2 separate regions of the Mus musculus genome follow, and region 1 is linked to region 2. Evidence: chromatin loops called from intact Hi-C (ENCODE). Cell type or tissue: heart. All regions are shown on one strand. Links, peaks and the distances in the headings refer to the core of each region. The heading gives the core; the rest is flanking DNA.

The links. Hi-C counts contacts between places; a loop is a spot of excess contacts. Peaks named below come from ENCODE experiments on the same cell type or tissue, not always from the same donor. Only the 100,000 strongest peaks of a DNase experiment are listed, where the experiment ranks them.
Region 1: a loop joins it to region 2, with 2.4 times the contacts of the local background. A loop is called at or near these places in 3 of 42 quality-filtered maps.

Annotation. Positions count from the first base shown.
Region 1 is chr6:37,650,407-37,666,518 of GRCm38, reverse strand. No RefSeq gene overlaps it. Among named protein-coding and RNA genes, the nearest start is that of Gm38791, 56 kb to the left of the region's middle. In heart, for the core only: no CTCF peak of the experiment used is centred there; a DNase peak (open chromatin) is centred at 8,298; H3K27ac peaks cover 256 bases.
Region 2 is chr6:37,594,809-37,610,920 of GRCm38, reverse strand. No RefSeq gene overlaps it. Among named protein-coding and RNA genes, the nearest start is that of Gm33429, 71 kb to the right of the region's middle. In heart, for the core only: no CTCF peak of the experiment used is centred there; no DNase peak of the experiment used is centred there.

The DNA.
Region 1 (16,112 bases), core at 4,758-12,757, 54 kb before region 2:
CCCAGCCACCTTTGATGTTTCATTCATTTGGGTTTGTGGCACATTCAGAAACCTTCCAGTATTGCTAGATTTTCCTTGATGTCCATATCTAATGATCTATTTCATGCAAGGTCATGACCCCCCAGTTTAAGAAGTTGGGCTGTGGTACACAAGTGGAATAAAAGAACATTGTACTTTATCCAAAAGGACTAAGTAAGAAAGTATATCAGGAAGAATAAGAACGCCAATGAGTCATCTGTGGCAGGGGCAGAGCCCACTCTCACCTGAGTCACTTTCTTTTCCCTTTAGGGATCCCCAGTCAGGCAAATCCAGGATCTTTGGTTTCAAAATGAAATTTCAGAATGAGCCTATAGGAAGCTGAGCTGGTAGTTGCCAAAATAAATTACAACATTAGTTTAAGCATGAGGGAGGGTAAAGGGGAGAAGGCATCCGGGGGTTATGGATTTCTCAAAGGTGAGTCCCATAGACCCCCCCTTGTTAAAACAATTTGAGGTATGATCTTGATAATTTCTAAATTCATTTCTTAGCACAGGGTTTGAAGGTTGAAGAGTTTCCTTTTGTAGATAAAGTCGTAATGTGGATTTATGAGTAGTATTGTGCAGATTTAGAAATGAAAGGGAAATGTTAAAAAGTCTAGGTCATAGATCATTTTGCCTCTAAGGAAATAGTTTGTGTATTACATTTGACATCTTTAGTTTAAAATATATCTTCAGAAAAGCACTGACTCTGGAAGCTGACCTTTACACAGGCACCCATCGCATGCCTCCAATGCGACAGTTATCTTGGTAGGCAATCTTGGCTTTAGCGGTAATGTCTAAAGTTTCCTGTCAGAGGGAAAGCCAAGCCAGATTTCTCGGTGAAGGGTTTCTTTTCTCCTTCATATACCTTTATAACCCTTCTTTGTCTCTTGTCTCAAGCTCATTGGAGACCTGTCATGCATGACGCATGTGTAAGGGGTCAGAGGACAATTTTCGGGAGTCAGCTTTCTCCTTCTACCTTTGATCCACAGATCAAACTCGGGTCATCAGGCTTGTATGAGATGTATCATCACCTCCTAACCTATCTTTCTGGCCCCTGTTTTGGGGAATCACGGGTGACTCCACTTGGACTCAAGGCTTGCCCTCTGTCCATTTGTGGGCTGAATCAACCTGGCGTGGTTAAGAGTAGGCTGACATTGAACCAGGGATCGCTGCTTTATTGTGGGTGGGGTAAGTTCTTCGGGGCCCTGGGTCCTTGCTTCTCTTGTTTTCTATGACTTACATCCTATAGCATCTTTCTTGGTAAGTTCATTGGCTCAAATGGAAATGATAATTTTCATTGTCAACTTGACTGGATTTGGAATCATAAACCTGTAGCCACGGTCATGAGGGTGTTTTCAGGGATTTAATTGAGGAGGAAAGACCTACCCTGAGTGCGAGTCTATCTACATGGAGTTAGGACCTGAACTGAGTAAAAATAAAAGAAAGGAGAAAGCAAGCAGAGAGCCGGCACCCACCAGTCTCTGTCTCTTGATTGTGGATGCAATGTGACCAGTTGCCTCCTGCATCCGTGTCTTCCCCACACTGATAGAATGTGCTCTTAAATGGTAAGCTATAGTAAACCCTCCCTTTCTCAAACTGCTTCCTGTCAGGCATAGGAACAAGAGAAGTTACTACAAGCCGGGCAGTGATGGTGCAGGCCTTTAATCCCAGCACTCGGGAGGCAGAGGCAGGTGGATCTCTGAGTTCGAGGCCAGCCTAGTCTACAGAGTGAGTTCCAGGACAGCCAGGGCTACACAGAGAAATTCTGTCTTGAAAAACCAAGAGAGAGAGAAAGAGAAAGAGAAAGAGAGGGAGAGAGAGGGAGAGAGAGGGAGAGAGAGAGAGAGAGAGAGAGAGAGAGAGAGAGAGAGAGAGAGAGAGAGAAATTACTACAACATCTGACAATTGACAGATTAATAATTAGTACCTAGATTTCTCTTCCCACCTCTCAACTCAGACCCTGTTTGATCCCTCTTTTGTTTGTGAAACATCTATTCAATATTTCTAACCTTCACCCACTATTTGCCCCACAATTGCAAAATAACCCCCTGCTTCATTCTAGACTCCCTTCTCTTTTCTATTTCCAAAGTTATTCTTCCACATCTTGAGCTAAACCTTGAGATATTCTTGTCATTTCAGTTTTCCTTCAACCCTCTCCCAACCCTACACAAATCCTGCCTGGTTTCTTCACTTTGGTTTCTAGCCTATCTCACAAGCTAGAGTAATTTTAACCATTCAGTCAGAACTTACTATTCCCTATTCAAAACTTTCCATCTAAGGGTCCTGTATAATATAGAATTTTCTTATTCTTTACATTTCTTCTTCTGAAACCTCTCTTCCAGCCCTCACCTTTCTATTTGTTGTGTGAGCTAGGTTCTCACTATGTAGTATTGACTGTCCAGGAGACTGACCTGTCTTTGAACTCACAATGATTTGCCTGCCTCTGCTTTCTGAGTGCTGGGATTAAGGGTGTGTATCACCATGCCCAGCCCAGTATTTATCTTTATTTTACTTTTAAGATTTGTTCTATTTTATATGTGTTCTATTTTATTTGTGTATGTATGTGCACCACATGTGTCTTAGTCAGGGTTTCTATTCTTGCACAAACATCATGACCAAGAAGCAAGTAGGGGAGGAAAGGGTTTATTCATCTTACAATTCCATACTGCTGTTTATCACCAAGGAAGTCAGGACTGGAACTCAAGCCGGTCAGGAAGCAGGAGCTGATGTAGAGGTCATGGAGGGATGTTCTTTACTGGCTTGCTTCCCCTGGCTTGCTCAGCCTGCTCTCTTATAGAACCCAAGACTACCAGCCCAGAGATGGCCCCAGCCACAAGGGACCTTTCCCCCTTGATCACTAATTGAGAAAATGCCTTACAGCTGGATCTCATGGAGGCATTTCCTCAACTGAATCTCCTTTTTTTGTGATAACTCCAGCTGTGTCAAGTTGACACAAAACTAGCCAGTACAGCATGTGTACCTGGTATCTGTGGAAGTCAGGAGAGAGTGTCACATCCTCTGGAAGTGGAGCTACGAATGATTGTGAACTACTAGGTGAGTGCTGGGGACAGAATCTGGGCCCTCTGCAAGTGTTCTCAATGCCTAAGCCATCTCTCCAGCCTCTATTTTTAAGCACTTGCAACTTTTTGGCAGGAATAAACTCTCATAATTTCCTTGCTTGTAGCTTTCAACGAATTTCTGTAGCGGTGTGGCACAAAACTAAACCTTGACGCCTGGAATCCCTTTGTGCTCTGGTTCTGGCTTATGTCTCTGACACTCTTTCTTCCCTTCCTCCCTGTCTGTCACTTTTCTCTACCTACAGAGAGAGAATCTATAGACCCCTTTTAGAGCCTTCACAAGGGAGAGGCTATGCTTACATATTTTCATGCTTACACATGCCCCTTTTGGAGCAACGTGATCCTCAGTAGTGATATCTGATGCTTCCAATTGTACCAGCAGGCCATCTGTTCCCAAACCCAGGCAGAACCTATCAGAACACTAGGTCCTTTCTGTCCTTGTGTCTATTCCCAGTAAGTGTCCTACAGAGCAGAGAGCACAGCATTGACAGAGATGTCCCCTGGGAGCAACAAATAATATAACAGTGTCCTGGATTTTCCTAGGGACTGTTTATCAAGAGCCATAAAAGCGTTCATGCACTTTGACCACTTTGGTAATTCTAAAACCATCCATTTATCTCAGAGAAGTTATTTAAAGTGTGGGGGGTGGTGGTAAAAAGCTGGATGTATGAATGAAAATGTTTATGATATTTTGCTACGAATTGTAAGGCAATTAAAACTACAGGTGTCCAATGTTTATGGGTTAGAGAAAAAATTATATGTGATAAAGTATACAAGTGTTAGAATAGTTGAGTCATTGAAACAAAAGGTATAATTACTGTGTCGCACATGGAAAAATCCTTTTGATAAAATCTTTGTAAACAAGGGTGCAGTAAAACCACCTAAATGGACCACTCTATGGGTAGAAAGAAAGGTCTATTGGGGATCAAACTGCCAAAGCTGTCTCTTGGGGGACAGAGAAAAACAAAATATCAAAAAAAAACCCAAGCATATTTTATAGGACAGTCAGCAGGGTGGTCTTTGAGCTGATGCAGGCAGTTTGAATTAATGGAGAACTAGATGCCCTTGCCCAAGGTATTTGACCTTTGGAGCAGATTAAGGAACCTCCTGCTAAACAGAAACTGCCTTAAAAGATCTGCTTTTCAGGTAAACAGAATCAATCCCACCGTTAGTCTTCTGTTTACCCAATAACAATCTTTCTATTGTCAGGAGCACAGTCATTTTCAATCTTTAGATGAAGAGAAATTCAAGGTGGACTTGACAATATGTACCTAAAACTGGAGGACTTTAGAGGCTTCGTCTGAAGAGTAAGAGTTTAAGTCCAAAACAGGTTGCACAGCAAGTTTAAAGGAAGTCTGAGCTATGTAAAGCCAGGTACCCAAACCAGAACCAGCAGGCACTGAAAGAAAGATGAAATTTCAAGACCTGTAAGTCATATAAAGTACTCAGAAATTGCTGGTTGTTTGTGAGCCTAGAGGCTGCCTGGGGCTGAAAATAAAGAAAAACAAACCCGGGTATGCCCCATAGTTAAAACATTCCTGGGAACAGCTTGACCATAAGATAAAGAGGAATGTGAGGACACAACAGGGCTATCTAAACTGAGTCAACAACTCACAGAACTCCGACACCCTGCACGTACATGTAATTTTTCTGCTGATGTTTGAATAATGTGTGTCGCTATGTTGAATTCCACACCCCTAAGCCCCTTACCCCATAAAAACCCCTAGCTTTTGACCCTCGTGGCCGACATCCGTTATCTCCTGTGTGGGATGCATGTCGGTCCGGAGCTCCATCATTAAACGACCTCATGCAATTACATCAGGGCGGTCTGTTCATGATTCTTTGGGTGCACGCAGAATCAAAAACTGAGTGGGGGTTTCCCCACTAAGTTCTATCAGCACAGGAGGGTTAGGGGTGGTTGTGATGCTTTGCTCAGGAGAAGGTCCTAGTCCCCAGCTGGTTTTTGATTGACCAATAAAGATACCAGCTGCTAATGGTTAGGTGGAAGAGAAGGGACTTCCAGGTTCCTGCAGGCAGGCTAGGAGACACAGGAGGAGAAAAGGGATTCACCATGCATTAGAGGACGATAGAGCTACCAGCCGTGTGAGATCTTGGGTAGAGTAACCATTGGCTGCTTCCCCAATTGGGTGTGAGGTAGTAGGCAGGAAATTAGAAGTGTAACTAAGCTAGGGCAGATTTAGAAGTGTTGAGCAAGGAGAAAGTAACCAGGCAACTAAGTTGAGGGCAGATTCATAGATGTTGAGCAAAGGAGTAAAGAGAAGGGCACGCTAGCCGAAAGAAGCTCAGAAGAGCTCAGCCACTGAGCCATAAGGCAGGTTAAAAATGAGTGTGTGTGTGTGTGTGTGTGTGTGTGTGTGTGTGTGTTTCATCCTCAGATCCAAGGGAACCTGGGTAGGGGCTAGTAGTATGGTCTTCTCAGAACTTAAAGTGGCTAGTAGAAACTACATGTTACAAGATGGCTTTCTGTGTTCAAGGCCAATCTGGTCTGTCCAGCCAGTTCCAGGCCAGGGATGCATGGTGTGAAGGTCTCAAAATCAACCAACCAAACAGCAATAGAAACCTAAAGAAATAAAGATTTTGTATGAACTGCCCAAATTTATGTGTGGAATAAGTGACAGAGCATACACTGTGAGTGAGATTCATGACTGCCACCCAGGCTGGTCTCAGCTAGACAAGGTGAATGCTCAGACTGTGTATCTAGCAATGAACACATGTTCTTCTCTTATAAACCATTTGAGAGGACTAAAGTTGTTTTTAGTTTTAATTACCGTGCTTAAGAGATCCATAAAACAAAAATGCCTCTAACCTGCAAACCCCACTTGCCCAATGACAGTTGACTTCCTGGAATGCCAGGCATTGTTCATGTAAGATAATGAGCTGCAAGTCAGGGGCGGTGGTGGCACACGCCTTTAATCCCAGCAGTTGGGAGGCAGAGGCAGTCAGATTTCTGAGTTCGAGGCCAGCCTGGTCTACTGAGTGAGTTCCAAGACAGCTAGAGCTGCGCAGAGAAACCCTGTCTCGAAGAGAAAAAAAAAAAGACAATGAGCTGCATGTTTTAACTTTAGTAAACAAGGTTGTGTCCAACCGTACAGGATGTGTTTATCACACATAGGTGGGAAGTATGTAGCCAGGAAGTATATCGGGATGTGTGCTTGTTCCTGATTGGATGAAGGGGGTTGGGGGATGTGGACTCAGTGGACTCGTAGTTTTGTTTTTATAAGCCCCTGTCTAATGTATTTCGAGACCATTCTCTGGGAATCTAGGGTATAGACCTGGCCAGTGTCCATCGTCCTGGCCAGCATTTAATAAAGCCTGCTTCAAATTTGGCTCAAAAGTTGTGGTAGTGGTCTTATTCTTGCCCTGTGGGGTTAACACGTTGCCTTGGCAGTCTCTGCAACTTTTCCTAGACTGAGCAGAGCCTTTCCATGGCCCACTTATTTCCAGGGATCTAAGTTACACCATTTGCACAGACTTTCCTATGGTGATAAGCAAGTCACGGATGGCGTCTAGAAGGTACACAGTGAGAGTTCCAGATTCTTGTATCTTAGAACAAGGAGTTGGACCAGGGTGCCACAGACAGTCATGGAAATAGAGATGTTTATTAAGAAAGGGAAAAGCCCTCCTGAGAATGGAGAGGGGCTAGAGAGCTTTGGACCACCAGACTCCTGAACCTTATGGAAGCACACTTTCTTGGAAGAGATCATGTGGTGTTTCTCTCAGATGCTCTGCTTTGTGACAGTTACCTTGTGGGAGGGGTTTCCAGTCTTTCTTTGGTTAGCATTGGTTTCTTTCATATGTTAATCTCTCTTTTTTAAAAAAAAAATGTTTTTCTGAGAGGTTTCTCCATGTAACAGCCCTGGCTGTCCTGGAATTCATATTTTAGACCAGACTGGTCTCGAACTCATAGAGATCCATCTGCCTCTGCCTCCTGAGTGCAGGGATTACAGGGTTTAGTAGTGCAGACTACTAAACCCAGTTTCATATGCTAGTGGGTCTTAAAATTGAATGAATAAATGAATGAATGAACAATAATAATAATAATAATTGTGTATATGTATGTGTGCACATACATGTATGCCACAACATGTGTGTGAAGGTCCTTCTGTGGTGGTTTCCCTGGTATTGACCACAGAGCTTGACAGCAAGTACCTTTACGCCACCCCCTCTCTCTTTCTCTGCTCCTCATGTGTTATTCTTGATGCCTCTTTCTTCCTGCACAAATTCTCCACAATACCATATGGATTGCTTATTTTTTCCAAGTGCAGAAGATTTTGAGTTTACTGTCTCCAAAGACAATAATAGCAAAATAACTCATAAGAAAGGAGGGGACTAGTCATTCATAAAAACACATTCAGGGACATTTATCAAACACACTACGATGGAAGGAAAGAGATGAATGGAAATTGAGTTTGGTTCTAAAGCTGAAAAAAACATTGTAATAAACAGAAGAAAAGCCAGTCTTTCATGGATATGGGGTGATAATGAGTTATGAAGGCAGAATATTATTAACTCTTTACACTTCGCATTTCAAACTAGAACATTCTGGAAAAGCGAGCACAGAACTCTATTTCTTTCAGATTCTCCCTGCCAGGCAGTAAACTGGCTTAAGATTCCCAAATTAGACAGATGTTTGCAATGTTTGTTGTGTTCTGTCTTTCTCTCTAGAGTGGATTCCTGTTAGGAAAGTTTTAAATAAAACATTAAAACAGTTGGCCACATAAGACCCTGTCTCAAGATAAAAATCTTAAGTCTGATTGAAGTTTGTGCTTTTCTCTTTGTTCAGTTTTTAGACAGAGTTTCTGTGTAGCCCTTGGTGTCCTTTAAACCCCTTACTTCACTGGTGATGACCTTGAAGTTCTGACCTCGTTGCTGGCACTTCTGAAGTGCTGAGCTAACAGGTGTACACCAGCACGTGGGTTATGGAGTACTGTGGCTGGGACCTGTCCTTTGTGCATGCTCCACACACCATCTCTCACCTGAGTACATCCCCAGCTCAAGAGACAGTTTTCCAACTTCACGATGCTTGTATTTCATAAGCAGTATTGTTTTGGAGAGGGACGATCTGACAGTTGTTTGTAGATTACTTTACCAGCTGGAGAGCTGCTCTCAATGGTTTTGAATTTCCGGGGAATTCTTTGTCATGCAAACCAAGGCAGTCAGACTGATGAAGCTGGGTCCTCCCAAGGGCCCAACAGATGGTCATTACTCATTCTGAATAAATGGCAGGAAGAACGCAGGCTCTGGCTCTCTCTACCATGTAGTAAACTGGTGCAAGATTTGAAACTACACAAACACCTACAGTGGCTGATACTCTGCCTTCTGCAATCACTGGAGTTCTGGCTTGAAAGCTTTGTTTCCAAATCACAGGTCAAGACTGGTCTAAAATATAAACTGGAAGTTGACTGAATTTCTTACGTTATTTACACGTAACAGAATAAAGAAGTGAAATGCTGAAGTCACAGCCTGAGTTGGGAGTTACTCCTGCTTCTGCCTATCTTCTCACTTTATTAGTTGTTTTCTTCCTACACCTTGCTCCACATCTTAGTGGCTAACTACAGAATTAGTTAAAATACATCATTCCTGTCTCTATGCACTGGTCATTTCTCCCCCCCCCCTTTTTATTGGTTATTTTATTTATTTACATCTCAAATGTATCCCCCTTCCCAGTTTTCCCTCCACAAGCCCCCTATACCTTCCTTCCTCCCTCTGCCTCTATGAGGGTGCTCCCCCACCCGCCCAACCACTCCTGCCTCAGCAGCCCAGTGTTTCCCTATTCTGGGCCATCAAGTCTCCACAGGACAAAGGGGCTCCCCTCCAAGTGATGCCAGATAAAGCAGTTCTCTGCTACATATCCAGCTGGAGCCATGGGTACCCCCTGTGTACTCTTTGGTTGGTGGTTTAGTCCTTGGGAGATTTAAGGGGTCTGGTTGGTTGATATTGTTGTTCTTCCTTTGGGGTTGCAAACCCCTTCAGCTCCTACAGTCCTTGCTCTAACTTCCCCATTGGGGTCTCCATGCTCAGGCCAATGTTTGGCTGTGTATATCCGCATCTATATTGGCCCAGCTCTGGCGGAGCCTCTTAGGGGACAGCTATACTGGGTTCCTGTCAGTAAGCACTTCTTGCTATCAGCAATAGTGTCTGGATTTGGTGTCAGCAGATAGGATGGATCCCTAGGTGGGGCAGTCTCTGGATGACCATTCCTTCAGTTTCTGCTCCACTCTTTGTCCCTGCATTTCCTTTTGACAGGAGGAATTCCGGATTAATATTTTTGAGGTGGGTAGTCCAATCCCTCAATTGGGTGCTGTGCCTATCCACTAGATATGGTCTCTTCAAGTTCTATTTCCCCTTTGTTGGGTATTTCTGCTAAAGTCCCCTGTTGGGTCCTGGGAACCTCTTGGGTCCCTGGCATCTGGGACTTTCTAGTGGCTATCCCCAATTCCCCCTCCCACACTGCTACACACCTACTTTCAAATTCCTGGCCCTCTGTACTTTTCTCCTGTCTCCTCCCAAATCTGAATTGCCCCCCCTTTTCCCTCCCCCTCCTCTCTTCCTCTACTTCCCAGAGATTATTCTCTTCCCTCTACTGAGTAGGACTGTAGCATCTACACTTTGGTATGATCTTTTTTCTTCTTGGGTTTCTTATGGTCTTTGGATTGTATTGTGGGTATTCTGAGCTTCTTTTGGGCTAATATCAATTTATCAGTGAGTACATAGTCCCATAACCCCTAAGGAACTAAAAACAGTCATTAAAAGTCTCCCAATCAAAAAATCCCCAGGACCAAATAAATGATTGTAGTGCAGAAATCTATCAGACCTTCAAAGAAGATCTAATACCAAAACTTCTCAAAGTATTTCATAAAATAGAAACAGAAGGAACACTACCTAATACATTCTATGAAGCCACAGTTACACTAATACCTAAGCCACACAAAGACTCAACAAAGAAAGAGAAAGAACTTCAGACCAATTTCCACCGTGTATACTCAATAAAATTCTTGCAAACAGAATCCAAGAACACATTAGAACCATCGTTCACCATGGTCAAGTAGGCTTCATCCCAGGGATACAGGGATGGTTCAATATATGGAAATCCATCAACACAATTCACTGTATAAACAAACTCAAAGGAAAAAAAAACCCACATGATCATCTCATTAGATGCTGAAAAAGCCTTTGACAAAATACAATACCCCATTCATGCTAAAAGTATAAAGAGAATAGGAGAGACTAGGAATTCAAGGTCTATATCTAAATATAATGAAAGCAATATACAGCAAGCCAATAGCCAACATCAAACTAAATGGAGAGAAACTTGAAGCAATCCCACTAAAATCAGGGACAAGACAAAGCTGCCCACTCTCCCCCTATCTATTCAATATAGTACTTGAAGTCCTAGCCAGAGCAATTAGGTAACAAAAGGAGATAAAAGGGATACAAATTAGAAAAGAGGAAGTCAAAATATCACTATTTGCAGATGATATGATAGTATGCATAAATGACCCCCAAAAAATCTACTAGAGAACTCCTACAGCTGATAAACAACTTCAGCAAAGTGGCTGGATACAAAATTTACTCAAACAAATCAGTAGCTTTCCTCTACTTAAAAAATAAATGGGCTGAGAAAGAAATTAGGGAAATGACACCTTTTACAATAGTCACAAATAATATGAAATATCTTGGTGTGATGCTAACCAAACAAGTGAAAGATCTGTATGACAAGAACTTCAAGTCTCTGAAGAAAGAAATTGAAGAAGACCTCGGAAGATGGAAAGATCTCCCATGCTCATGGATGGGCAGGATTGTCATAGTAAAAATGGCCATCTTACCTAAAGCAATCTACAGATTCAATGCAATCCCCATCAAAATTCCAACTCAATTCTTCACAGAGATAGAGTAATTCTCAAATTTATCTGGAATAACAAAAATCTCAGGATATCATTTCTAAAGGAATATTGAACGGGAAGTTATAGGGCTGAGGATGTAGCTCAGTTGGCAGAGTGCTTGCCCCTGGCATAGTGAAGCCCTGAACTGGAGCCCCAATATAGCAGACACTGGACATGGTGGCTCATGCCTGCAATCCTAGCACTTGGGAGATGGAGGCTTGGAAGGTCAGGAGGAGCTCAAAGCCACTCCCATCCATGTAGTGAGTTCAAGGCTGGTTTGGGTTACCAGAGACCCTGTTTCAAAAACAAACAAACAAACAAACAAACAAATAAATGTTAAAAGCTAATTAATTGTTAAGAAGTAAAATGCAGATACTTCAATAACTGTTAAAGATATTAGGGTCTAGAGGACACTGGTTATAATTTCCAGGTTCTGGTGTCCCTGGGTAATAGCAGAAGAACAGATAGTTTATTAAGGGAATAAGGCATCTTTGAGGTTGGAAATGGGCCAGAGAAAGTTCAAGGATTCAATGGCACATACTATACAAAACTCTTGGAATTTTATATACTTACCTCCCATCTGGGACTTTTGGATCATTTGTGTAACATGCACTTAGTCAATGCATGGGGTTCTCAGCCTTAGTGTGGAGGAATTTCCAGTGTTTTTACCAGTGTTTCTTTTATATACTAATTACAATGCCCCACTCTCTGACCCATTCTCTTGCCACAGTGAAAACCAGATGAACAGACCTGCAGATCTCTAAATGATCATACTGTTCTTAGACTCACAAGTCGAGGATGCTCGATGATCTCTAGACCAAGATAAGATGTATACACTATCCATGTTCTTAGAGTAATGAACTATCCTGGCTCTCACTTGTCTAAGACTGCAGTAACAGTCCTACAAGAGACAGTATAAAGCTCTCAAGAGCTTCAGGAGGGATGGTCACAGGTATCAGTCTCCAATCTCCTGAATGTTGGTTTGTTGCTAAGGTAACAGGGCCTTCTCCTTGGGGAGCTGTTCTTGGCAGACTTCCTCTTCTGTCCCCTTTTAATTCTAAAGGAAAGCTGTACCAAAATGATTAAGATGGTAGCTACTAAGTAGTCTTTATTTAGATTATGAAATGGAACATGTGTCAGATGTGTGACACCCTTCCTTAAACCCCTTTGTATTTTTGAGAGTTTGTTCTATACAGATATACACGCTATGCTGATGAGGCTGGCTTTGAACTTGTAATCCACTTGTCTCTACTGTGCACATGCTGACATTGCAAGCATGCACCATCATGTCCAGTCTTCTCCTTAGTCTTTAATTTTGTACCTCTAACACAAAACAAGTGAACTAATGTGAGGCTAATTTGTTAAAAAGTAATATGTTTGTCTAAAGAAGATAGAGGAATGAATCACGGGTTACAGTCAACGGTAATCTCTGTCCAGAGGGGAAGGGAAATGGTAAGACATGCACTGTGTGTGATGAAACCCCTTGCCTGCCCATTCTCCCCTAGCAACCCCTCCCATCTCCATAAAAGGCCTTCACTGTAGCTCAGTTCCTTAAAATGTTCTTTGGCAAGCCAGGCGTGGTGGCGCACACCTTTAATCCCAGCACTCGGGAGGCAGAGGCGGGAGGATTTCTGAGTTCCAGGCCAGCCTGGTCTACAAAGTGAGTTCCAGGACAGCCAGAGCTATACAGAGAAACCCTGTCTCTAAAAACCAAAAAAAGATGTTCTTTGGCGAGGTGGGTAATTCTCCTCATCTCTCAGGGTGCTGGCCCTTAAATAAACCCAACCTCCACTATGGTTTTCTAAGCAGTGAGCAGATGGGGTGGGGTCTAATAATAATGAGTAGCTCCTCCCCCTTTTAAACAAGGTCTCACGGTCTAGATCTGATTGACCTAGAACCTACTACGTAGATCAGACTGGCCTTCAACATAGAGATCCACCTGCTTCTGCCTCTACACCCAGCTTAAAAAAAAAAATCTTCCCTTAAGTCCTTCTGTCTCTGAGTTAGGCTCTCTGGTGATTGCAGAATTAGATCTTTCAGTTACTTCATATTTATACTTAATGAAAAGGAACAGAAAAACAGAAACAAAACAACCCCCCCCCCCCCCGAGACTACTTGTTTTCTGGTTTTGTTTTTTTGTTTTAATTTTGTGACAGGGTCTCCCTCTGCAGCACCTGGCCTTGAACTCACAGCCATCCTCCAGCCACAGCTTCTCACATACGGAGGGTGTTGGAATGAGCCACCACACATAAGAAACAGAACAAGCATTTGTATAGTCTATCTTTTTTATACCCATCCCTGTTTTTTGATGCTAAGAGTGAGCCCTGAGCTTTGTGTTAGCTTATTGCACGTTCTATTGCCAGGCTCTACTCCTGATCCTTTTACCTTAAAGATAACTTGTTTCTTGATTTTAATATGTCTTTTGAAAAGCTGGCAAACAGAAAGTACAGAGGCATATCTAGACTGGAGAGTCATATCACAAAGAGATAAGAAAAATAAGGTTGATTCTTCTCTCTGTTCTTAGTACTTGCAGTTCTTATATAAGTGAGGACACAATAAATGTACATATTAAATGTGTAGTCTTATTTTACTGAGTACTGTCAATGTATTTTTCACGTTATTGGTAAGCTCATCAAAGCATCTCTGAGTGCTACCCCGTACTTTAATTCTATGAATATGCCTCTGGAAAAAAAAATTGCAAAGGACCTTGCAGGAGCCATGGCTTAGTGGGTTAAGGGGCTTGCTGCCAAGCCTGATAAGCAGAGGTTTAACTCCCTGGGCATACATGGGGGTGGGGGGGAGGTGGGGGGGGAGAACTGGTTCTTTAAAAGTTGTCTAAGCATAACCCTGACCTCCTGATTCTCCCTCCCAAGTTCTTGGATGACAGGTATGTGCCATTGTGTCCTCTTTGAAAGTTAAAATCGTGATATGATCCAATTTATAAACTCTTTATAATTCCTGGTTTAAATTTTTATTGTTAAACTCATCATTATTCCAAAGTTATATTATCTTACATTTTTTCTGCAAGTTTTGAATAATTTTTTTATAACTTAGTTCATATTTGTGCTGAGGTTTGACTCTTATGTGAAATAGAAACAGTATTGTCTTTTTGTTTTCCAATATGGTAGTTCAGCCGAATTGAATGCTATGTATTGATTTGCCTGTTATTTTTCTAGTGGCTTATTGACTTGTCTGAAACATGAAGGCTTCATATGCAGTTGGGTGTGCCTCTAGGGTTTCTCATAGACAAACTGAGCATTCTATGGATTTTGAACTTGAGTAGCTACTCTTATTTTTTCAGTAGCACACTTACTTCTTCTCATGAGTTCTCCAAATCATTATTGAGCTTAAAAATTGAGAAAGCATGCAGATGAAGTCACAAAATTCCTTAGCATGGGGAGACATAAAGCTTGAGATGTGGGTTATGTAGGCTGTTTTCACCTAATAAAGCAGGCTTCTGCAGAGCCCCTGGCACCATAAGGGTAATTAACAACCCCAGTAAAAGCTTTTCCTGGCTTCCTATAAATCTTATCTGAAATGTGTAAGTGACTGATGCCTAATCGATGCCCCATACAATTTTTGTCCTTCAGAGACATTTTGACAACTGCTTTGCTAGAAGGTCCCCCCTCTTCCCACTCCTCCCTTCCCCTCCTCTCTTTTCTCTTTTCCATTTCTTCTCCTCTCCTCTCCCCCTCTTCTTTTCACGGTTTGTTTATCTATCTATCTATCTATCTATCTATCTATCTATCTATCTATCTATCTATCTATCTATCTATTTATTTTATGAGGTAGGGTCTCATGTGGTCCAGGCTGGCCTGGAAGTCACTATGTCACAGGGAATGGCCTTTAACCTCTATGTCTCCTTCTGCTTTTCACTTCTACATCTGCCACCCTGAGCCACCATGACCAGTTATATGTAGCACCAAGGATGGAACAGGCTTCATATAGGTAGGCAAGCACTCTACCAACTGAGCTCGGACCCCTAGTCCTCCTTTTTGTTTTTAAAACAAACAAGTAAGTATGCTACTTAGACCCCTTGGGATCATGATGGGAGAAAGATTTATGGGAGGTGGGCCACATAAAGGTAATAGAGTACATGAGATATAGCTGTCTCCTGAGAGGCTCTGCCAGTGTCTGACTAATACAGAAGTGGATGCTCACAGTCATCCATTAGATGGAACATAGGGTCCCCAATAAAGGACCTAGAGAAAGTACCCAAGAAGCTGAAGGGATTTGCAGCCCCCTAGGAAGGACAACAATATGAACTAACTAGTACCTTCAGAGTTCCCTGGGACTAAACCACCAATCAAAGAAAACACAGAGGGACTCATGGCTCTAGCTGCACATGTAGCAGAGGATGGCCTAGTAGGTCATCAACGGGAGGAGAGGCCCTTGGTCCTGTGAAGGTTCTATGCCCTAGTATAGGGGAATGCTTGAGCCAGGAATGGGAGTGGGTGGGTTGGGGAGCAGGGGGAGGGGGAGGGGATAAGGGATTTTTGGAGGGGAAACTAGGAAAGGGGATAACATTTGAAATGTAAATAAAGAAAATATCTAATTAAAAAAAGAGAAAGAAAGGAGATGGGTGGATTATTGGGGAAGAAAGGGGATCAGACAAAGTAGGGAAGAGAAAATGGGGAAGGGCAATGTATAATGACACACATATGCAAATGTCACGCTGAAACTCATTGCTTTGGATTCCAGCATAAAAAGTTAATTAAAGAACCCAATCAAAATCCAGATCATTAAATGCTATTTTGGAGAGTACTTTTTTATTTTTATTTTTTTCTGATACAGGGTTTCTCCATGTAGCTTTAGCTTTTCTGGAATTTACTCTGTAGACTAGGCTGGCCTTGAACTCACAGAGATATGTCTGCCTTTGCCTTCCAAGTGCTGGAGTTAAAGGTGCGTGCCACCACTGCCAGACTAGGGAGCACTTTTCATGTTCCATTAGTATTTATTTTTGACTCTGGAGTTATGTCCTAATGTTAGCTTAATGAACACTTTCTTCTCACATGGTGTGCCTCAGGTGCTTTTTAATTTAAGAAGATGTTCACTTCTTTTTGAACATTAATTATTAGTTTGTGGGGAGCAGGTGCTCATATGCCACGATA
Region 2 (16,112 bases), core at 3,516-11,515:
CCACGGACTCAGACACGGCCTCCAGCGATAGCTCAGGCCTCAGACACCGACATAGTTCAGCCTCTCTCCACCAGGTATGCGCTGCTCGGTTCCTCCTTCTTTCTACCCCTCACAGTGGCATTGCAAACTGCAGCACATCACTCTATACTTTGTGCCCACACAGCTCTACATGTAAACACTCATTGCCACAAGTCATGGCCTGGAGCATGCCCTCTGGTCTCCGAAGAATGATAAATACCGAACCATCACCAAGACTTCTTTCGTTACGGCCACGCTTCAGGGTTTCAATGGCTGTGACGTGCTCCTGGATCTTGTTCTGCTGCGCTGGCTCCTCCTTGCCGTCTAGCAGCTCGTAGACGGAGTAGATGCTGGAGTTGACTGACTCGAAGAACTGGGTCTGGACCACCCTCCACGCCCTTACAGCGGGCTCTTCGGGGTGTCCGCCCTATGCTTCAGTGAGCTCCTCCAGAGTAAACTATCTCTTATCCTCTTGAAATTACATTTTTTAAAAAAATGTAGACAAATAAAGTGAGGAGATGAGCTACTACTTCAACAGATTTAATCTGAGAGAACCTGCAGAAGGGAGGTCTTTAGATCCAAAAACCAGAGAGCTGGTTGCCAGCCTACAGGCCAGGGATAGCTATAGGGGAAAGGATGAGGGATAGGGACCAAAACACTGCCTCAGTTGGCCTCTCGTTTGGCCTGAGATGCCTTCTTGCTAGGAGTGACCAGAGGGCAGTGAGTAGATGAATATTAGATGCATAGACATCCCTTGAGGCAGCTATTACCAGGGCTCTGAAGGATGAGGGGCGGCAAAATCCAGGAAATGCTGCTTTAGTTCTGAGAATGCTAATTACTGTGTTTTCCAGGAACTGTTGTCACTTATCCAAAATGGAGGAACTTAAAAAATGGCATTATTATGGCCAATCTTTGTTTTCTTTAATACTACAGAACTATGCGTAACCCCCCCCCACACACACACACACACCTCACACACACACAAATAAATAAGGGTAAAGAACATGAAAATATATTCCACATCAGGGAGAAATATGTGTGAAAATATGTAATATCTTGACCATAGAGAGATAGATATATGCTCATATAGACATGCATGTACCTCCAACAACCCCACATATACAAATGTGTATACTCACACATACATTAATTAACACAATTTTCACATACCCACATGCACACACATACACACACCTGCACACCCACCCCACATCCTGTATGCCCACGCTTGCACTTGCACATACATATGCATACATATGCACACAACCACATGCACACACACATTCCAACATACACATACACATATTTGCAGTCACACATATACATGCACACACATGCCCAAACATGCCCAACGGTGTGCATGCACACATGTGTACACACACACCTAAGTAAAGCTATATAAAGTATAGGACATACAAACATTTTCATATTAAAGAACATTGAGACACCATTCAGTAAACCAGTAAATGTGTTTGGTGCTCAAATAGTTGGGATCATGAATGGAGACATTTTTTAATGCATGTTTTGAACCATATAAATATTTTATCTATTATAATTCATACACAGTACATTCATTTGGAAAATCACAGCTTGCTTCTTGGAATAACACTCCATAAATATAAGGTAACTTCCCCCACCATCTCTTTCTGTATCCTCCCTCCCTCCCTCCCTCCCCTCCTCTCTGCAGTCCTCCTTGTACTGTTGGGGACATTACAGACACCTGCTCTGGATTTTCTGGGTGCTTTGGATAATGTGTTCACCATTGTTTTAGATTGTCTTCTTGGTACCATTTGCAGGGTTTCTATCACCCCTCTTTTCTCTGGAGCCCATTGCCCTCTTCTTATAGAGATAAGAAAAAGTTTCCATAACTTCAGGAGTCCAAAACTGGGTGGCCTCTCTGTTGGTTTAGATGAGAATGGTCTCTATGGACTCATACGTTTGAATGTTTGGCGCCCAGTTGGTGGACTGTTTAGGAAGGATTAGGAGGTGTGTCACTGGGATGGGCTTTGAGGTTTCAAAAGCCCATGCCTGGCTCAGTCTCTCTGCTTCCCTGTCTCTCTTTGTATGTCTCTCTGTACATCTCTCTGCCTGTTTCTGTCTCTCTCCCTCTCCCCCTCCCTTCCTTTCTCCCTTCCTCCCTGTGTCCCTCTCTCCTTCCCTCCTTCTATCTTGTGGATTTGATGTAAGCTCTCAGCTACATTGCTAGCACCATGCTGGCCAGCCTGCCTGTCACCATGCTCCCACCATGATTGTCATGGACTCACCTTCTGAAACTGTAAGCGAGCCCCCAGTTAAATGCTTTCTTTTACAAGTTGCCTTGGTAATTGTGTCTCTTCACAGCAATAGTACAGTAAATAAGACACTCTCTTATGCCTGTCACAGTGTAATCAATGCCTCTACAACAAAAGACAGGTTATTAAGAGAAATGCATCATAATTCATTAATGTACACATGTATGCAGGACTCACACAAAACTCAGTTGGGCTTTCAAAAACAAGCAAGCAAGCAAGCAACAGCAATAAGATGTGTAAACTTGAAGACAGAGCCAAATGAAACCCAACTGTCCTCTCCATAAGAGACAGGGAGGTGGGACAGGGCTGTGGGATTTTAGAGGGACAGTAAATGATAGAAAGAACCCAGAGAACATTCAATGACCTGAGTCAAAGCTCCTTCAGCAAGAGCTGTGGCATTTGATTTTCAGTTTCCTCCACTTTGGTAAATAAGGGCTTAATCTTTCCTTTCTTGATTAGTGAGAGTTCAGAGAGGAAATGTGAAAGCAGCCGTGCTCCTCCATCAAGACTTCAGGCAAACAGAAAAATGCACAGAAAGCTCTTCCTGAGGAGAAAGAGGATGGGGGAGGGGAGAGGAGGTCAGACAGACCTTGGTTTTGAGACTTTATCTAACTCAGCTGTCAAATTTTCTGAGCTGCAACACTATGGGAGGTGGGGGGGGGGGCAGCAGAGACTGAGACAGAGAGACAGAGATGAGGGAGGGGCGTCTGTATCTACTGAGGTGTGATATTATTCAGATCAGCAAGCTTTATATCTGTATTCATTCCTCTGCAGGGCTGTAGCATCCTCTCTGAATCTATGACACTTGAAGATTTCTGTTTTCTTTCAGAACACCCTGGGCAATATAGTGAGTCTACATTAAAGAAGTGCTGTAGAATAGTGAACCTGTGCAGTTTCCCCCCCATAACCACTTCCTTCATCACTGTGCTGGTTTCTAAGGAGTAAGGCAGGGGTGTGGGGTGTAGGGTGTGGGACTTCAAGCCTGAGACCTCTTTTTCTTAGGTAGAAGAATTATTTTCCTTTCAGCGTGGCTTCCTTATGCTTCTTTCTGAAATGCTCTTTGGATACATGTATCTTTCCTTGTTCTGCCTCTTTAATCTTTTGTTGTGCGTCATAGGAGACTTCTTTGGTATTGTGTCAATCTTTCTATTAAAATATTTGCTTCTGCTGTCATAGTACTAATTTTTAACAGCTTCCTTTATACAGAGTTCCCTTTATGCCATTGGGGAGAAAAGAATTAGTGGCTGGTTTCCAACTTATTCTACCTGACCTGAAATGGAAGAGACCAAAGTTAAGAAAGACACAACGGGTTCAATTCTTAAAACTTGTAGATACAAACAAGATAGTATCTCCAGGTAAGAACTGTCACTTCTGCTGGGCTGTAAGCAGGGCACACCTGTTCTGAGAAGACTGTTTTCAATATGCAGGTCTGGAGCATGTGCCTTCTTGGAGACGGGATCTACTTGAAAACATCAGTATTAGCTTAAAAATAGTCAGAGTATAAAAAGTGAAAGTGCGTGTGAATAAAACTTTGTGTTACTGCCTTTTGTATGAAACTTAGAAGCATTTGTGTTTATTTAATTTATTTGAGATTGAGTCTTATTATGAAGCTCTGGTTGGTCTGGAATGCCCTTTGTAGACTAGGGTGAACTCAGAGATGTGCCTGCCTCTGTCTCCCCAGTGCTATGATTAAAGATGTGCCCGTTATATCTTTTTTATGTGTTAAATTTGAAAGAAAGATGGTTATCTGTCTGTCTATCTATCTGTCTGTCTGTCTGTCTGTCTATCTATCATCTACCTAATGTGTATTGGTGTTTTACCTGTGTACTATGTGTGTACCTGGTACCCACAGAGACCAGAGAGATCATCAGATACCCTGAAATTGGAGTTACAGGTAGTTGTGAGCCATCATGCCAGTGCCATGGATTGAACCTAGTTCCTGAGAAAGAGCAGCCAGTGCTCTTAACCACCAAGACATCTCACCAGCCCCAGTAAGGATATTCTGAAGTAGCATGGAAGAACCCATCGATCCAATGATGCCATTCCAGAATGTTCTGTTTCCCATGTCAAGATCATCTAGATCTTTGGGGTACTTAATAAAACGAATAAGGTTTTGATAATAGTGAAGGTCTCTGAGCTTTATGTGAGTTGACAACCTGACCTTCCCTATGAATTCAGTGTCTCGCTTTATAGATTCAGTATCTTCTCTTCCCTCTTTGAAGATAGCAAATGTTTCAAAGGGATTCCCCTCTTCTGCTCTCTATTTCTCTCCAGGTTTGTTCAGTCTGTTGGGATCTCTTTTATGTTTAAAGCATTTCCAAGTATCTAATGGTCCTTAGCTATTCATTCGTATTGTAGATTTAGGTACTGGATGAATTTGGCTTTTTGATAATGCAATTTCATTGTAAGGTGAGTGCACAGGTCCTTACATATTTTTACAGGAGAGTCAGACTTTCAATTTCTGTATGTTTCTCTCTGAAGTGGTATATGCTGACAGAAAAGAAACCTACAACAGTCTGCAAAAGGGGCTCTAATCGTCTGTTGCTACTACTTCAGATGATCATTCAAGTGTTGGTGGAAAAAAATCAGAAATCTATTATTTTTTTTTCAGTTCTAGAAGTCATAGGTTGGACACAAGTGTGGAACAAGGTGGTGTCTCTGGGAGTGTGTTCATTTTTAGGATTACAGAGGAAATCTGGTTGTTTTGTTTTGTTTGTTATTGGTTTTTTGTTTGCTTTTGTCCTTTCCAGAGTCTAAAGGTTGTTCCATGCATGTGTTGACCTTTTTATCATTAAAAATGAAAAAAAAAAAAAAAAAAAAAAAAAAGAAAAGAAAGAAAGAAAGTGCAAAGATTCATGATGTCAGAGGTTTTAGTCCATTGTCTCTGGATCCTGGTGATACAGAGCATTATGGTAACAGGAATACATGACAAAAGAGGTCAACCACATGGCAGTGTTAGAGAAGCCAAAAATCCCTGTAAGGGAAAATTCCTTCCAGTCAAAGATTAGAATCCTTGGGCTGACATTCAATTTGAGCAGGTCTGTCACCTAGCCAAGGGTCCACCCCTAGGAAGATGGGCAGGCACACTGTAAGCCTCACTAAAGAGACAGACACAAATAGTTATTTTTTTTAGATTTTAATATGTATATGTATATGTATATGTATATGTATATGTATATGTATATGTATATGTATATGTATATGTATATGTATATGACGAGTACACTGTAGCTGTCTTTAGACACATGGGAAGAGGGCATTGGATCCCGTTACAGATGGTTGTGAGCCACCATGTGGTTGCTGGGAATTGAACTCAGGACCTTTGGAAGAGCAGTCAGTACTCTTAACCTCTGAGTCATTCCTCCAGCCCCAAATAGTTATTCTTGAATAAGATATTGTATCTATCTTTCTTAGAAGTTCACCTTCTAGTGTAGTTCCTAGCAACCCACCTTTTTCTTCTTTCTGCCTCCTTGCAGATGCTAGCCAGCACTTAACTATGATTTTGAGATACTTCAGGCTTCCGTAATTGTTTTCTAAGTTCCCCTTCTCCACCGTAGGACTTCCTGACACCACGTTGACTGCCTGTATGCTGGTAACTCCAACAGCATAGTTTCCCCTCTCCCATTCTCCTCCTCCAGGCAGTTGATGGGAGTTATTTTGTAGCTTGTCTGCCCTGGGATTTTTCGTTTAAACTCTGATTAAAGTTGCCCTCAAGCGTCCCTTTGATTCAATTTTAAATTATCTTATTAATGAGGCTAAGAACCCCCAAGAGGGGACCCAGAGTTCCCTGGTATCATCATGGGTGAAACCAAAGAAGATGTCTGTTTCAAAAGTAGACCTCTGGTAAACTACTCCCTCACCGCATGTTCCATCTCTCATTGTTACCACATCCCAGTGATGCCACCAGATAAAAAATGACATTGATTAGGTCAGAGACCTCATGTTGCAATCACCTTTTCATGATTAGATCCACTCACTGGGGATCAGACTTCAACACATGAGCCTTTGGGGGACACTACCTATCCAAACCACAATGCTTCGATTCCTTACCTATGACCCCCTTCCATCTTCAAGGACAGTGACATTCAGTGGACAATGTCTTCTCTCATCACTCAGCTCACAATACTACCTTTACAATATTACTTAGGACCAGTGTGATTACACTAAACTCCTGTGTTTCCTCCCTGCAGCCTTGAGAGGGCTGAATCAGACCTTGTCTGCCACAGTCGGCTAGCCCACCTAAGGTAGAGTCTTCTGACCTAGGTAAAGTCTATTGTCTGCCACACCTGCAGCTTCCTGCAAGAAGCCGCTACCTGCTGAGCAGCTGAGCTTGTTTTCCTGAAGAGATCCTGGCAAAGCAATGAGATCCTGGTGTAGTGGGGGATGGGTCTCCCCCCTTTAAAAATCCAGACCTTAGAATTAAAGTTGTGCCTCTATCAGAGAACTTTGTCTTGGCTGGTTATTTCTCTCACCATCCTTGCCATCTATCCCCAGCTTTCAGTTCATGGAACCCAGTAACCTGTGGCCACTGGTAACAACAAATGCATGGAACAACCTTTTGACTCTAGAAAGGGCCAAGGAAGAAAGAAAGAAAGAAAGAAAGAAAGAAAGAAAGAAAGAAAGAAAGGAAGGAAGGAAGGAAGGAAGGAAGGAAGGAAGGAAGGAAGGAAGGAAGGAAGGAAGACAGGAAGACAGGAAGACAGGAAGAAAGGAAGAAAGGAAGAAAGGACAGAAACAACAACAACAACAACAAAAAAAAAAAAAAAACAGCTTTCCTCTGTAATCCTGGAAACGAACACATTGAGATAACTCAGGGTTTATTTACAACCTTCATTTTCCTCTTTACCATGTCATTTAACTTATTTGCAGGTCCTATGGATCAAGACAGGAGCACCCTTCTGGCCATTCTTCCTCCTATGGGACATGTTTCTTGGATACTATGTCTTTTTGTAAGGCGAGTGGGGAGGGAGATAGGAATTAGTGCCAGTTAGATAATCTGTGGAACACTAACTATTTCTTTTCCTTTATCAGGTACTGCTGCATATCTGCCTGGATTCCCTGAGTGCAAAGTTCAAAACAAGAGTAAATTTCCATTCTTATATCCAGGGCAAGGGAGGGGAAAAACCCAGTTTTGGGGGATGGAGTGGATATCTGAAGCCACAAATGATTTTTTTTTTAAACTTTTGTTTGTTTCGAATACTTGAACATTTCTCTGGAGACATCACCTTTGACCAACTTCCTAGCCAGAGCTGCATTGTTTAGCTCCGGAACATTGCGAGATCTTTAGAGCTGTTTCCCCTTCGCTGATTTCTAGTTTAATTGCACATGTTCCAAGAGTGTATTTTGTATCACCCCGATGTTTTAAGTTTGCTACAATGTGTTTTATGGCCCAGAAGTGGTCTGAACTTATAAACTTTCTGTCTGAGCCTGAGAAAAGTGTGTTCTATCAGATGAAGTTGTCTGTAAATGTCAATTAGATCCTGTTGGCTCATGGTATTCAGTTCTACCGTATCCTTCCTGTTTCTGTCGGCTAAATTTGTGTGTTACTGAATAGGCATGTTCAATGTCTACTCGAAGCAAGCTAAGCTATGTCCTCTGGCAATTCTGTGTGTTTTGAAACTCAGTGTTTAGATACACCCCAGGGAGTGTCAAACCTTGCAAAATTAACCCTTTTACCTTTAGGCAGTGATTCTTTTGTGTGCTGGACACATTTTCTTTTCTTTCTCTCCTTTTTAAAAATCTGGGTAATTTTTTTTTCTTATTTTGAAATATTCTTTAGATGAAATTAATATCACTAGTTCGGTTTTCTTTTTAAAATTTTTATCCAAAGACACATTTTTTTCTTTCACCCTTCAACCAAACACTCCTCTACCCTACCCTAATTGGACAGGTTTATTTGGGAGTTTGAAAAGAGACACATTCCAATGTATACTAAGAGAAAAACAAACAAACAAACAAAACAAACAAAAACACAAAACAAAAAACTTCCTTTACTGTGGCTTGCTGGTTCCACACCTCACCTACCAATGTAACATTTCCCTAGACATGTTATAACTAGACATATATGACTTGTGTTCATTGTTACAGTAAGCAGTGCTTACAAATCCCTGTACAACACCAGCTTGCTTTAGTTCTGTGTATTAATCCGAGTAGCAGACATATATTTTGACTTGGAAGCAGGTGATACAGTTTGCTAGTGGTCTTATGAGTGATTTCATCATGTTGTGGGGCAAATAGAAGAACTTCTTTAGTTTTTACAAGGCAATTTCATAAGTAACAAATACCCTGTCTTTATTTGCCTGGCAACCTCTTTATTGATGTTTACTCTTACAGGATAATTTCATTAGATATAGCCATTTTAATTAATAAATTAATTCACTTATTTGTTTATTTATTTTGGGTTGTTTGGGGTTTTTTTTGTTTTGTTTTGTTTTTTGTTTGTTTTGTTTTTCGAGACAGCGTTTCTCTGGGTAGCCCTGCTGTCCTAGAACTCACTCTGTAGACCAGGCTGGCCTCGAACTCAGAAATCTGCCTGCCTCTGCCTCCCAAGTGCTGGGATTAACAGCGTGCCCCATCACTACCCATCTGGGGGGTGACTTTTGGAAGAACCTTTATTCTTTTAAAAAAAATCATTAAGAAATAGTTTCACGTGTTTGCACACATTTATGTGCATCACATAGGAGCCCATGGAGGCCAGAAGAGTGAATCAGATTCTCTGAAACCAGAGTTACAGATGGTTATGAACCATGTGGATGCTCGGAACTGAACCCTGGTCCTTTCTCAGAATAACAAACTCACTTAACCGTATCTCCGCCCCTGCCTCACCTTCTTTCCCTGCTCATCCTTTTTCCTTTTCTGAGATAGGAAGTTAAAGACGGTTGAACTGCCTATTTGACAGCTCTTCAGGAAGCTGCACTCTTCTTTCTCCAAATTTTGATGGGGAAGTTTGCCCTGTGACCTCATCTTTGATGCCTTCTAAGAATTGTCAGTTTCCAGTTTTTTTTTTTAAACATTTTTCATATGGTGAGAGCAAGAGAGATGATATTGATGTTATTATATACACGGCATAATAGAAACAAGACAGACTGGGGGGGGGGGGCAGTTGGTGGGTGGGAGTGAGATTCAGAAACCTTCTCTCTGGGATCAGTGATATAGCTCAGTTAGCAAAGATGCTTGCTATTGAACCGGAGTTCAAGCTCCGAGGCCTACATGACAGAAGGAGAGAACCAACTCCTATTAAGTTGCCCTCTGACCTTCACACACAGACTGTAGCACGCATGCACACACACATATTATATGCACAAACAAAATAAGGAAATGAAAATGTAACTTCCTGCTGCTTTCATTCTGGGGCCATCCTTTGCAGAACTGCGGCTTAACCTGGATCTAAGGACAACTGTTCAATGACCTGCCACCCTCAGGTAACTCTTTCCTCATCCCTTAGCCTCTGCCAGCTTAGCTCTGAGGCACGGCTCCTGAGGACACACTGGGATGTTTACTGCTTCAACGCAGGCTCTTCTGGCTCCCTGCATTGTAACAATATTTGTGTTTTAGACTTCCTAGCATCCCACCTTCTGTCAAAGCATGAGACTTTCTGATCTACAGTGCTGAAAAATCAGCTTCCTTCAGCCCTCCGTGGCAGGGAAACACACCACAGCAATGCCACCAGCCACCTGAGGAGACCCCTCTGCCCTTAGCAGCCTCCGCTTGAGTCAGATCCTTCGCATCCCACAGAAATGAACTTCAGGATGAGCGAGAGGAAAGTGAAACTCATGAGTTTCTGAAGTACTTTGAGAGTCACACCACAGGGAGAGAACGGCACACAGTCTTAAGACATAGTGTGGGCAGAGAGAGAGAGAGAGAAAGAGAGACAGAGAGAGAGAGACAGAGACAGAGACAGAGAGAGAGAGAGAGACAGAGACAGAGACAGAGAGACAGAGACAGAGAGACACAGAGAGAGAGAGACAGAGACAGAGACAGAGAGACAGAGACAGAGAGACAGAGACAGAGACAGAGAGACACAGAGAGAGAGAGACAGAGAGACAGAGAGACAGAGACAGAGAGACACAGAGAGAGAGAGACAGAGAGAGACAGAGACAGAGAGAGAGAGACAGAGAGAGAGACAGAGAGAGAGAGACAGAGAGAGAGAGAGAGAGAGACAGAGACAGACAGAGAGACAGAGAGAGACAGAGACAGAGAGACACACACACACACAGAGTTGCAAGTAGGGGTCTTTATAAACATCATTAATGTGACTGTCTTAGGATTTCTATTCCTGGACAAAATATCATGACCAAGAAGCAAGTTGGGGAGGAAAGGGTTTATTCGGCTTACACTTCCATACTGCTGTTCATCACCAAGGGAAGTCAGGACTGGAACTCAAGCAGGTCAGAAAGCAAGAGCTGATGCAGAAGCCATGGAGGGATGTTCTTTACTGGCTTGCTTCCACTGGCTTGCTCAGCCTGCTCTCTTATAGAACCCAAGACTACCAGCCCAAGGATGGCATCACCCACAAGGGCCCTTTCCCCCTTGATCACTAATTAAGAAAATGCCTTACAGTTGGATCTCATGGAGGCATTTCCTCAACTGAATCTCCTTTTTTTGTGATAACTCCAGCTGTGTCAAGTTGACACAAAACTAGCCAGTACAATTGACCCCTTGTCAACTTGACACACAAACACATCACTAGTAAGCCTCAACCCTTAATTTCTTATTCATCCCCAAGATCTAAACAACTTTAAAAGTCCCACAGTCTTTACATATTAAAAGTCAGTCCCTTTAAAATGCCCAATATCTTTTAAAATCCAAAGTCTTTTTACAATTAAAAGTCTCTTAACTGTGGGATCCACTAAAATATTTTCTTCTTTCAAGAGAGAAAATATCAGGACACAGTCACAATCAAAAGCAAAAATCAATCTCCAATCATCCAATATCTGGGATCTAACTCATGATCTTCTGGGCTCCTCCAAGGGTTTGGGTCACTTCTCCAGCCATGCTCTTTGTAGCACATGCATCGTCCTCTAGGCTCCAGATGCCTGTACTCCACTGCTGCTGTTCTTGGTGGTCATCTCATGGTACTGGCATCTCCAAAACACTGCATGACCCCTTCAGTCTGGGCTGTCAATTACAACTGAGGCTGCACCTTCACCAATGACCTTCCATGGCCTCTCACAGTGCCGAGCCTCAGCTGCTCTTCACCTCAGCTGCTCTTCGTGACCCCTTCATGCCTTCAAATCCAGTACCACTTGGGTGACCCTCACACATTACCAAGTCCCGCTACAGCTGGAGTACAACCTTGGCTATCTCTGGAACACAGCCTCTTTGTGCTCTCAAAAAACACTTCCCAGAAGATGTCACCTCAATGATGCTGGTCTCTTCTTTTTTTTTTTTTTTTTTAAAGATTTATTTATTTATTATATGTAAGTACACTGTAGCTGTCTTCAGACACTCCAGAAGAGGGTGCCAAATCTCGTTACGGATGGTTGTGAGCCACCATGTGGTTGCTGGGATTTGAACTCCAGACCTTCGGAAGAGCAGTCGGGTGCTCTTACCCACTGAGCCATCTCACCAGCCCCGCTGGTCTCTTCTTAATCGCCGCTAATTTCTTAGCTCCAGCTAACCAGCTTCAATAGTCCCAGTAATGCAAAGTTTTTGCTTTAGTAGTTCTGGTATCTTGTTAATCACAGCTGATTCTTCAGCCCCGTCTAACCAGAACCACAGAATAACCAAACTCCAAAATAGCAATGGACCTGAAAAGAGTCTTTAATTCTCCCTCTGAAATTTCACAAGCCAGGCCTCCATCTTCTGCACTGTTCTCAACATTATCTTCCAAGTTCCTACACAACATCTGACAGAGCTCTTAACACCGAATGGATCTTCTAGCCCAAAGTTCCAAAGTCCTTCCACAGTCCTCCCCAAAACATGGTCAGGTTGTCACAGGAATACCCCACTCTGCTGGTACCAATTGTCTTAGGATTTCTATTCCTGGACAAAACATCATGACTAAGAAGCAAGTTGGGGAGGAAAGGGTTTATTCGGCTTACACTTCCATATTGCTGTTCATCACCAAAGGAAGTCAGGACTGGAACTCAAGCAGGTCAGAAAGCAGGAGCTGATGCAGAGGCCATGGAGGAATGTTCTTTACTGGCTTGCTTCCCCTGGCTTGCTCAGCCTGTTCTCTTATAGAACCCAAGACTATCAGCTCAGGAATGGTCCCACCCACAAGGGGCCTTTCCCCCTTGATCACTAATTGAGAAAATGCCTTACAGTTGGATCTCATGGATACAAGAGCAGCAAGTACTCCTCACTATGGAACAATCTTTCCAGCCCCTGCCAATAAGAACATATGGTGGTTTTATGAATTGCATCATCTAGACTTTGGATTGAGAGGGGAAGGTCACTACAATAAAACTCAAATCCCCAATCATCCTGGCTTTGGGAAACACTCATGTCCTTTGTTGTTCTTAGCATGGTCATTTGGGAAATTTTGGTTTCATCAGCTGTGTTTAAGTCTCCCAGCTTTTAGACAATAAGATCCCAGGGTGGGGAGCTCCTGTCCCTTCTCAGGTCCTCTCATTTTCCTCTATCCTTCTGTCCCATCTCACACCCACACTCCTATAGTCTCTTCTGGACTCCGTTTAAGCCCTTTCATTTGAGAACTGTGACACGATAAACTAAGAGATACTTAAGTTGTGATGAATTCATTACAGGAAGATGCGGTTGATAAGTTGGATAGTAAAGACTGAAGGAGTGCCAGGGAGAGGCTTTACCAAGAAGTGAAAAAGTCACAGTGGCAGTTAAGAACCCGCAGGCTGCTCTGGGTGGAATGTTGTAAATCCAGAGCCAAAGTGACCTTGATCTGTCTTTATTGCCCTTAAAGTCATTGCCTACCAACCTTGGCCACTGACTTAAGATTCTCAGGACTGCTTGCCTCCAGCAGCATTAAAGCTAAGACTCTAGTACTGCTAGCACCCAGAGCTTATAAAAACAAACAAACAAATAAACAAACAAACAAACAAACACCTCAGTACCTTGCTGCAGCCCACCACCAAAAGTGCATTTTGTAAACACACTGACTTATGCCTTTCTTTTCTGTGATGAGAAAAGTTCATGGGACTTTGCCATGGTGGAAAATGTCATTCAAGGTAACTTGACTCCCTGTTTCCAGGCCATGACCTATCACATTTGGCTCCGAATAAATGACTTTCTTATTTCCCTAAAGTGGAGTTTTATTTTATGTTGATGTTAGGTAAACGTGGAACTGAGGCAAAGGAAATATTTGGTTAAAGTGGGTAGAAGCCTTATCTGGATCATTCCAGTTGAAGGTCTCCAGTTAGAGGTTAGTTGGCAGTTTCTGATTGGCTAAGCTTAAGTTCTGTTTTCCTTTTAGCTAATCATTTGCAGAGAGAGTATTTGACTTAGGTTTTGTCTTGCCTACATAGGGACCCAGGGCTTTGGAACCATCCCATCTAGTGTTCTCACATTTAACTATTTTAACAGAGTACCCTGATCTTCTCTGCTCATTACTAATCTTGTCTTCACTCTAGCTTCTAACCTGTGATTGATGCATTTTATCTTACACATTTTTATTCCTTTGGCCTTTTGGGTTTAGGATGGCCGAACTTCAAAACGTAGTAGATCAAACAGTGCCACTTAGGCATGCTCAGTCCTTTGAACTGAATGACAATGTAAAGACTCCCTCATGGCCTCCCCCTGAATTCAGGGGGTCCTCCTTTCTCTCTCTAGACAAGTTATGAAAACCAGAATTTCTCTTCTCTATAGCAGATCATAAAGACAAGACTCACACATACCAAGCCATATAGCCCATAGATATTACTCTATCCTGTGTGTTGTAACTCATGCCTATAATCTTAGCACTGGGGAGACAGAAGAGAATCATTAATTGGAGGTAAACCTGGGGCACACAGAGTATCTTGTCTCAAAAAAATCAAAAGTATTTTTCTAGCCCAGTGGCCCTCAACTTTCCTAATACTGCAGACTTTTAATACAGTTCCTCATGTTAGCTCTGTACATATCTGATATGCAGAATATCTGATATGTGACCCTCAAAGAGGTCGTGACCCCACAGGGTGAAGACCACTGCTCTATTCTTCCCCACCTCCTTGTATAAGAGACAGCCATTTAAAAAAATAAAAATAAAAAAGTACTGTCTGACTTATGTTGTAGGACATAGGACAAAAGGCCTCGAGGAAGGATTCTGTCCTGTACCTCAGAGAAGGGAAAGCTGGACAGAGAAGCCTGAAGAATTTAGACAGGTCTTGTTTTGTTTACGTTCTTAGTCTGGGACCACAAGGTTGCATCTTCTCCATCCAATCCAGTTCTATTCATGTATTCATCCTTATCAAATGTAAGCATACACTGATCATTTCCCCATGGGTCACTTTGTCTCTGAAATCTCATGTGCTACTTTGATGAAATAAATCCATTATATTTTTCTCCTGTTAATTTGTCTTTTTGTTTTGTTTTGTTTTGTTTTTTGTTTTTTTATAAGTGTTTGCTGTGGCCCTTATGATGGCAGGAAAAGGTATCACATCTTTCTGCCTGTCATGTGTGTGCTGTGTCAGAAACACAGATGAACACATTTGGCTCTTCCAGTGGTGTCAGAATTTATTGCATGACAATGAATTCACAAGGTATTGGCTCTCTGGGCATTATTTGCTAAGAAGTACCACTTTCTGACATAGCCACTGAAGCTATCAAGTTTCTCTATTCCAATCTTAATTGCTGATCACTACTGTCTACGTCAGGGTTTCTATTCCTACACCAACATCATGACCGAGAAGCAAGTTGGGGAGGAAAGGGTTTATTCAGCTTACACTTCCATACTGCTGTTCATCACCAAGGGAAGTCAGGACTGGAACTCAAGCAGGTCAGGAAGCAGGAGCTGATGCAGAAGCCATGGAGGGATGCTTGCTTCCCCTGGCCTGCTCAACTTGCTTTCTTATGGAACCCAGGACTACCAGTCCAGAGATGGCACCACCCACAATGGGCCTTCCCACCCTTGATCACTTACTGAGAAAATGCCTTACAGCTGGATCTCATGGAGGCATTTCCTCAAGGGAGGCTACTTTCTCTGTGATAACTCCAGCTTGTGTCAAGTTGACACACAAAACCAGCCGTACAATTACCCTCAAGTCTCCCTCTTCCCTCTCTTTAACACACAAACTTGAACACACACACACACACATACACACACACACACACACACACACACACACACACACACACACACACACGAGCATGCACTACAGAATGGCTTCAAAAGGGCTAAAGAGGCCATAGCATAGTTCAAGGATTTTCAAGAAAGCTGAAGAGGGGCAGGGTTGAGAACCTGATAAATATGTCTAAACAGTTTCTGTGGTGGGGAAAAAGATAACAAACCAAGGCTGGCTGAAGGTTTGTTGGACTCCTGCTGCTGTAGAATCAGGCTGCCCAGTCAAGTTGAACCATAAAAGCAAGGTGTGGGACCATGGAAAATGTAGAGGAAAAGAGAAAGATGGAGTCCAGATGAATAGGCAGTGGCTGGCTGGAAGGTCAAATAGGTGGAATCGGCCATGGGGACAAAGGGGAGCTGAGACTCCTGGGATAGTCAGGAGTCTGTGCTTTGACACACACATCAGGTGGTCAGTGACAGGTTAGCAGGCTGCTGCCATCATAAGGTTAGCTGCTCTCCTCTTTGGCAATCCAGGTGAGGGTCTGCATCCTTTCCTTAGTCTGATGTGTGTGATAAGTTCTTGGACCTAGTTTTTTCTGGCATAAATTTTAATATTTCCCTGTGCTCCC